3 separate regions of the Homo sapiens genome follow, and all the other regions are linked to region 1. A link is an interaction called in ENCODE POLR2A ChIA-PET data of the cell type or tissue named here. Cell type or tissue: Panc1. All regions are shown on one strand. Region 1 has its middle 24 kb from the start of KRT24. Region 2 overlaps KRT28 (keratin 28). Region 3 overlaps LOC105371777 (a long non-coding RNA gene).

What was found. Peaks named below come from ENCODE experiments on the same cell type or tissue, not always from the same donor. Only the 100,000 strongest peaks of a DNase experiment are listed, where the experiment ranks them.
Region 2: POLR2A ChIA-PET joins it to region 1 with 8 read pairs; 2 of 35 experiments call an interaction of 5 or more read pairs at or near these places.
Region 3: POLR2A ChIA-PET joins it to region 1 with 5 read pairs; 2 of 35 experiments call an interaction of 5 or more read pairs at or near these places.

The regions. Positions count from the first base shown.
Region 1 is chr17:40,726,625-40,729,124 of GRCh38, forward strand. No RefSeq gene overlaps it. Among named protein-coding and RNA genes, the nearest start is that of KRT24, 24 kb to the left of the region's middle. In Panc1, CTCF peaks have their summits at 506 (motif pointing left) and 710; a DNase peak (open chromatin) is centred at 1,539.
Region 2 is chr17:40,790,477-40,792,976 of GRCh38, forward strand. KRT28 (keratin 28) reads right to left here. Exons shown (of 8, transcript NM_181535.3): 8 at 1,720-2,093. The coding sequence ends at 1,951. Among named protein-coding and RNA genes, the nearest start is that of KRT28, 8.2 kb to the right of the region's middle. In Panc1, CTCF peaks have their summits at 1,532 and 1,732; a DNase peak (open chromatin) is centred at 1,535; H3K27me3 peaks cover 663 bases.
Region 3 is chr17:40,917,881-40,920,380 of GRCh38, forward strand. LOC105371777 (a long non-coding RNA gene) reads left to right here. Exons shown (of 3, transcript XR_934754.3): 2 at 349-485. Among named protein-coding and RNA genes, the nearest start is that of KRT23, 19 kb to the right of the region's middle. In Panc1, no CTCF peak of the experiment used is centred here; no DNase peak of the experiment used is centred here.

The DNA.
Region 1 (2,500 bases):
ATTAACATTTTAAATAAATTAGTTTTGTGCTATCTTTTATATCTTCTGTATATTATTTGTAAAAGTCACTTGAAATTATAAAAAAATAAAATGGGCCTATCTGATGCAGTTGATAAATGGTGATGACTTATTTTTGGGGCATGCTAGGGGCCAATGGGCAATCTTTGTTCCAGAACTCTCACGGGGCTGACAGAGACTTTGGTCTGCATCAGTCTGCTAACTATCCTGCAAAAGACTAAAACCCTCCCTGGTCTTGCTTTCTCCCTTTTCCTTTCATAAGTATTACTCCTTAGGATAACTTTTGATCCTCAAACTCAGTCTCAGCATCTACTCACTGAGAGTCAACCTGCAACAAAACTTAAAGAAATGAAGTGACTTTCCCAGGGCCAGATATCTGGGAAGTGTTGGAACTGAGATTCCAACTCAGGTCTATGCACTCATATTATTTGCAGAAGTCTGCCTGGATTTAGGGTCAGAACTAGTAGAGTCCTCTAGTGGTAGAACTCTACTAGTTACCAAGAAGCCTTAACTTCATCTAGAAACTTCGATTTCTTGAGCCATAGTTTTTTCACCTGTAAAATTAAGGATAATAGTTCCTGCCCTACACATGGCATAGGATTATCACATCAAATGGAGAGCGCAGAGCACTCTGTAAATTGTAATTCCATATTCAAGCATAAGGTTTGATCATTTTTATTGCTGTTTTCTTGCATTTGTACTGTATTAGTTATTCCATAAGACCATATGTTTCTAAACCGGGAGGTCAGCCTAACTTCATCTATTGAAAGGTCCGTCATAGTCCTCACCATTTTTCTATGTACATTTGGTGTTCCATTTGATGTCTTTTCTAAGGGGCTTATCTTTGAAATTTTTATATATAATTATTTACAAAAAAAGATGTAGACCCTATCTATGGATTCTTTCTGATTTAAGTTTGAGGTTGTATTCAGCTGCTCTCACATACCTTAGCTATTAGGGATTGTAGCTCAGTGTCATGGGTGTGAAGAATACGTTTTTCAGTTTCATGATCTCATATCTTGCTGCTTCAGTGGAGAACTGAGCTGGCCATGACTTACTCTGAGCTATAACATCTTGGCAAAACAGAGCTCTGAAATATACCCCTATTTTATTTATACTTATATATTTGACTAGCTACTCTATTAATTGAATTGTTCTTTAGCTTCTTAATAGTTTTGCTTGACAAAAATGTTGCGTTACGTTTATCAACATTCAAATATTAAGACCGGTCGGCAGCTGGGGCAGCATTCCTTACAGTAATTATATGACTACTAGACTATTCCGCAATCTCATTGCCTAATCAAAAGGAACAGAAAAGATTACATTAAAACAGGAAAAATCTATACTTCTATTTTCTCTGATTTTTTTTTTTTCCTAAAACAAACCCTGAAGAAAATGATTGTTTTGGAGGAGAGGTGGAAAAGCATTGAGGCGTGATTCCCTTCTGTGGTGAGTCACTTTCTTCAGTTTGGTTTCATATTCATTTCCAGGCCAGCAGTTGTGAAAGTTTTCAGGGCATTGCCTGTGTCGTTGACCTCCATTTTGCACTCTACATAAACCCAGTTTTGATGCTGGTGTTTTGGAAAAGTGGTTAAAATTGTTTCAAATAAAAATATTTTCCCAAATGTTTTCTATTAAATTACGTGTATTTTTTTTCCCCCTGATATCAAGTCCAGTAACTTCAGGCAAATTTAGTGAAATTCTCTACCATCTAGAAAGGGATGAAGAACTTAAAGGAAGGCAGATGAATTCCTTCCTTTTTTTTTTTTTTTTTTTTTTTTTGAGACGGAGTCTCTCTCTGTCGCCCAGGCTGGAGTGCAGTGGCGCGATCTCGGCTCACTGCAAGGTCCGTCTCCCAGGTTCACGCCATTCTCCTGCCTCAGCCTCCCGAGTAGCTGGGACTACAGGCGCCCGCCACCACGCCTGGCTAATTTTTTGTATTTTGTTTAGTAGAGACGGGGTTTCACCGTGTTAACCAGGATGGTCTCGATCTCCTGACCTCGTGATCCACCCGCCTCGACCTCCTAAAGTGCTGGGATTACAGGCATGAGCCACCGTGCCCGGCCTCCTTCCTTTTAAAATTCAAAAATCTTAATTTTAAAAAGTCTTAACTCAGAGTAGTGGTTTCTTTAAGATCTCGAATGAGTTAGTGATAGTGCTTGAACAAAGATCCAAGACACCTGCACTTTTATTTGTTTACTGACAAGATGAAGATTATTCTTCCTTACATGGCTTTGTAGATTTTGGTGTTGTATCCAAAGAGGAAATTGTATTAAAATATCTGAAAAAACTGGAACCACATCTTCCTGCTATAAGATACAGATTTTAAAGATTAAAGATGGAAATGTTGATAGCTTCAGAATAATTTATTTTGGACAAGGATACATGTAATGCCCATGTTGCTCATATTGTATATTGTATAACAAGGTAATATGAATATTTCAAACTCACTGTGCTGTTTATGATGAACATAGCAGTTAAA
Region 2 (2,500 bases), 64 kb after region 1:
TACAAGTTAAATGTTCTTTTGCTTGGATTTCAAACTGGCATGGCACAATATAAAAACTCATAGTAACATGTATGCCAATAATTTAGAACTTTAATTTTTCATTATGATATGGTTTGGCTCTGTACCTCCACCCAAATCTCACCTTGAATTGTAATCCCCATGTGTTGAGACAGGGAAGTGATTGGATTATGGGGGTGGTTTCCCCCTGGTGTTCTCTGAGATAGTGTGAATTCTCACGAGATCTGATGGTTTTATAAATGGTAGTTTTTTCTGTGCCCTCACACACTCTCCCTTTCCCGCCACTATGTGAAGAAGGTCTTTGCTTCCCTTCACCTTCTGCCATGACTACAAGTTTACTGAGGCCTCCCCAGCCATATGGAACTATGAGTCAATTAAACCTCTTCTTTATAAATTACCCAGTCTCAGGTAGTTTCTTTATAGCAGTGTGAGAATGGACTAATACACTTTACTTAGAACAAAACTAAATAGCAAAAAAAAAAAAAAAAAAAAAGAAAAGAAAAAAAAAGAAAGGAAACAAAACAGCAACAACAACAACAACAACAGAAAACCCCAAATCAAAACAACAAAATCCAGGACAAATTGAAAACATAAATGCAGATGCAAGGAAACAGCTTGATATTTTAGTGCCTTTGGGTGATACATTTTTCCTGATTGTTGAACAAGGAATCCTATGTTTTCATTTGGCGCTAGGTCCTGAAAATTATGTAGCTGGCCCTGAATATTGTACATTTGGAAATCATTTCTCTGTGGATTTCTAGTATTTGCTTCATTTGATGGCTTTTGGCTGAAGATTTTGTAAATATCTCATTCTTTGCCACTTCTCTGAATCCCATGTGACTGGAGGATTGTGAGACAGAATTCCTTCTCTTGCTGGAGATTTTCACTGGAATCAGGCCATATACCAGAGAAATAAAGGAGCTGCTTTCCTTTTAGGCAATTTAATATTTGTTGGGAATTCCTACCATACATTTTGATCCAGAAAGGTATAAATAGTCATAATCACAAGAATCATGATGTTCATCAGCCTCATGGGGCTTCACATTCGAGAACAGGTGTTGGTGGGTTAAATTTGGCCTGCTATGTGTTTTTGTACAGACTGTGAGCTAGGAATGGTTTTACATTTTTAAATGGTCAAAAAAAGTTAAAAGAAGAAGAATATTCCACGACAGGTAAAAATATTTACAATTCAAATTTCAGCATTAATAAATTAAGTTTTATTGGAACACAGTCATGTTCATTCATTCATCTATTGTCTACGGCTGAGGTTTGTAGTTGAAATAGAGACTTTACGGCCTGCCATGCCTAAAATATTTACTATCTGGGTCTTCACAAAAAAAGCTTCTGACCCCTGTTCTAGGAAAAGTGTCACTAACACAAGCCATATTGCTGTGGATTTTTCCGGAGATTATCCTGTTTAGACGAGGAATGGTATCCTGGGTATTGTGGAAAGAAGAGTTTGAGAGAGGCTCTTGGTAAAATACCAGGAATGCGTCATCTAGTGGTGAGACTTTTCAGTCACAGGAGAATTTCTGAAGTTTTTGATTATTTGCCCACATAGACACGATGTGATTTAAAGATTATGCATAGTGAATGTTTCATATTCAAATGCCATGTGGCGGTATTGACTATTATTTAAAACAACAGTGAAAGGCAATTAAAATATATTCCACAAGTGTTTCTCTATGAATGAGACATAGAAAAAAATCACAAATAGTTATTTATTAGTCATCAGTGAATGGAAATGAATGCACATCAACTTTTTTATTTATTGGAAACAAACACTCAATATCCTGTAAAACTAAGAAAACAGGTATTTTTGCTAAGTAATGTATCTTTAAAAGTAAAAAGTGTGTATATTCTCTCTGATATTTAGAATAATGCAATTGTACAGGATCCTTTCCCAAATTATTCTTTTCTCTAAAATGACAGCTAGAAAGGAACCCTTTGTTCTGTCTTGCCGTTGGTCATTTTAGATGTCTTTTCTTCAATGGAGTGAATCCTTGATGAAAGAACTTTACCACGTTGATCTAGCTCTTCAACCACTGTCTTTACCAGTGTGGTTTTGGATAAATCTAGAAATAAAACATAGGCATACATATATTCAACCAAAAAGATTACATGACAATTCCACTGCTAGTTCAATATAATATATTATGCATATTTTTGATTGAGGGAGTAAGTATATATTTATAATAATAGCTTGGGATAGTTTTAGCCACTTGATACTTCCTATTCAGAACAGTTTAGCTAAAACTACTTAAATATTGACTACGGTTGTAGTGTATGACTGCCATTAATGTAAAAGTATTGCTGTGATAGAAATAGAACTAGAGGGCTCATGCTTGTGATCCTAGCACTTTGGGAGGCCGAGGTGGGCAGATCACCTGAGGTCAGGAGTTTGAGACCAGCCTGGCCAACATGGTGAAACTCCGTCTCTATTAAAAATATAAAAACTAGCTGGGCATGGTGGTGGGTGCCT
Region 3 (2,500 bases), 190 kb after region 1:
TGCATTTGGGAAATACTAAAATAATCTGATATTTCTTTAAGGAAAAAAATTGCTTCTTTATTCCTTAAATTAATTTTTTAGTCACTTGGCTTAGAGATGTTTTCTTGATGGGTCTCTTATTTGCATACATTACTATTTTACTTTGCTTTGACAAAAATCTAAGAGGTAAAAGAAATGAGGAGTCTAAAATAACACACAAATTTCCATAAGAGAAACTTACTACAGGAACCTAACACTTTGGAAAAATATTTGATTAAGTACCTGGAAGAATTTTGCTAGACTTAGGTGGAAGTATGCTTGCAGAATTTTGTAAAATACTTTTCTGATTTCCTTGTCTTTTTTTTCCAGACAGATCTTGCTGTGTTGCTCAGCTGAAGTATGGTGTTGTGATCAAAACTCACTGCAGCCTGGAACTCCTGGGCTCAAGACATCCTCCTGCCTTGGCTCCCGAGTAGCTGGGACCACAGGTGCAAGCCTCTGCACTGGTGAATTTTTAAACTTTTTATATAGACGAAGTCTCATTATGTTGCCTAGGCTAGTCTCAAACTCCTGGCCTCAAGTGAACCTCCTGCCTCAGCCTCCCAAAGTGCTGGGACCGCAGGTGCGTGCCACTGTGCCTGGCCACTAAAATACTTTTGTAAGTGAAGTATTTGTCTCAATTCTAAGTTTTAATTCAGCTGTATTTCCTGGAAGCAGTTCTCTACAATTCTGTAAAATGAAACTCTAATCACTAGTGCTTGGGGATTACGTCCTTTTTTTTTCATTAGTTGTCATTAATTCCTGTTGGGAGTATTGAAAAATTAGTAATATGGGAAACATACAAACAGATCAAAAAAGCACTCATCTGAAGGTACCAGTGTAAGTTCACAAACTTGGCTGTACATTATAATTATTTGGGACTCTTTAAAACAAATTGATGGCTGGGTCCCAACCTCCACAAGTACTTTTTTTTTTTTTTTTTTTTTTTTTTTAATACAGAGTCTGGCTCTGTTGCTCAGGCTAGAGTGCAGTGGCACAATCTTGCAGTCGCGGCTCACTGCAACCTCTGCCTCCTGGGTTTAAGTGAGTTTCATGCCTCAGCCTCCTGAGTAGCTGGGATTACAGATGCCCACCACCACACCGGGTAATTTTTGTATTTTTGGTGGAGATGGGGTTTCATATTGGCCAGGCTGGTCTCATGCTCCTGATCTCAAGTGATCCGCCCACTTCAGCCTCCCAAAGTGTTGGGATTACAGGCGTGAGCCATCATGCCCGGCCAAAAGTCTTGATTTAATTATTCTAGAGTGTGGCCTGGCATTAGAATTTTCTCACCCCCTCCAGGTGATCCTGATGTGAGCCAAGTTTGAGAACCCCTGCACTAAAGAAACGTCCTCGGGTCTCCTTCTGTTCCCCACCTTTTGCTGCCAGAATTCGAGTCCTTACTCCTTGCTAGACTTTATGACCTCTTCCCTCCACATACTGTTGCTACATTCCTTTAATAATGAATTTTTATGTTTAGTTCCCGATTTACACATCATCAGCAGGGTAGGTGTGTAAAAATAATAGTGAAGACATGAGTCTATAAAGGTGTGCATTTGATTGGATTAACAGTATTAGATGGATCTATCTATCCACTCCACCATTTTATGACACTGTGGGCAAATATGTTAACATAAATCCTAAATTCCAAAGTGATACATTATACTTCTCCGGATTAGCCATCGGTTTGTTTAGTTGGATTTTGGGTTATAGAATGATAATTGCTATTTATTCAAAGTGTTTCTGGAATGAAAACAATAGAACTTATTGCCACCTCCTTTATGTGGGTTGGGTGTATGTTGGTCAAATTCAAATACAAACAAAATCTTCTTTGGTTGGTAATTCACCTGAATGCATAGGCATTAATTGGTTTGTAATGGGCATTTTGAAACATTTTTACGCTGATTTAAGTGTGGGGGAAGATTATTCTGTGTTACCTAGAGCCCAAAATCATGCAATTGTCTCTTTATTCAGGCAAATGGTTTCATTTCTCTCTTCTTTCCTCTCCTTAGTGAAACAGAGGCAATTTATTGATAGGGTGATCAGCCACCCCAGTTTGCCTGGGACTAATGAGTTTCTGGGCACACTGGGATGAATTGGTCACCTTAATTGATACAGCGAAAATTAATAAGACTTTAAAGATATTTTAGGTCCTTGCATGAAAAATTATTCATATGTTATGATTTACATTACCAAATCATATATAAACTATGATTGTAAATGGAAGGTTTGTGATTGTTTTCTGGATTTGGTATTACAACTTTCTTTTCAGCTTGTCATATTATTTTTAGATATTCCTCAAAATATTTTTCTAGCAGTATTAAAAAATTCACCTTGAGAAAAATAGCATATTTTATGCACATTTTCTAGATTTCAGGAAACAGATAATGTCCAAAACAGCAGAATTAGTTGGTGCTAAAATAGAGAAAAAAAATCATTTTTAGATCTGCTTGGAGACTATAATAACTAGTAACATAAAGAA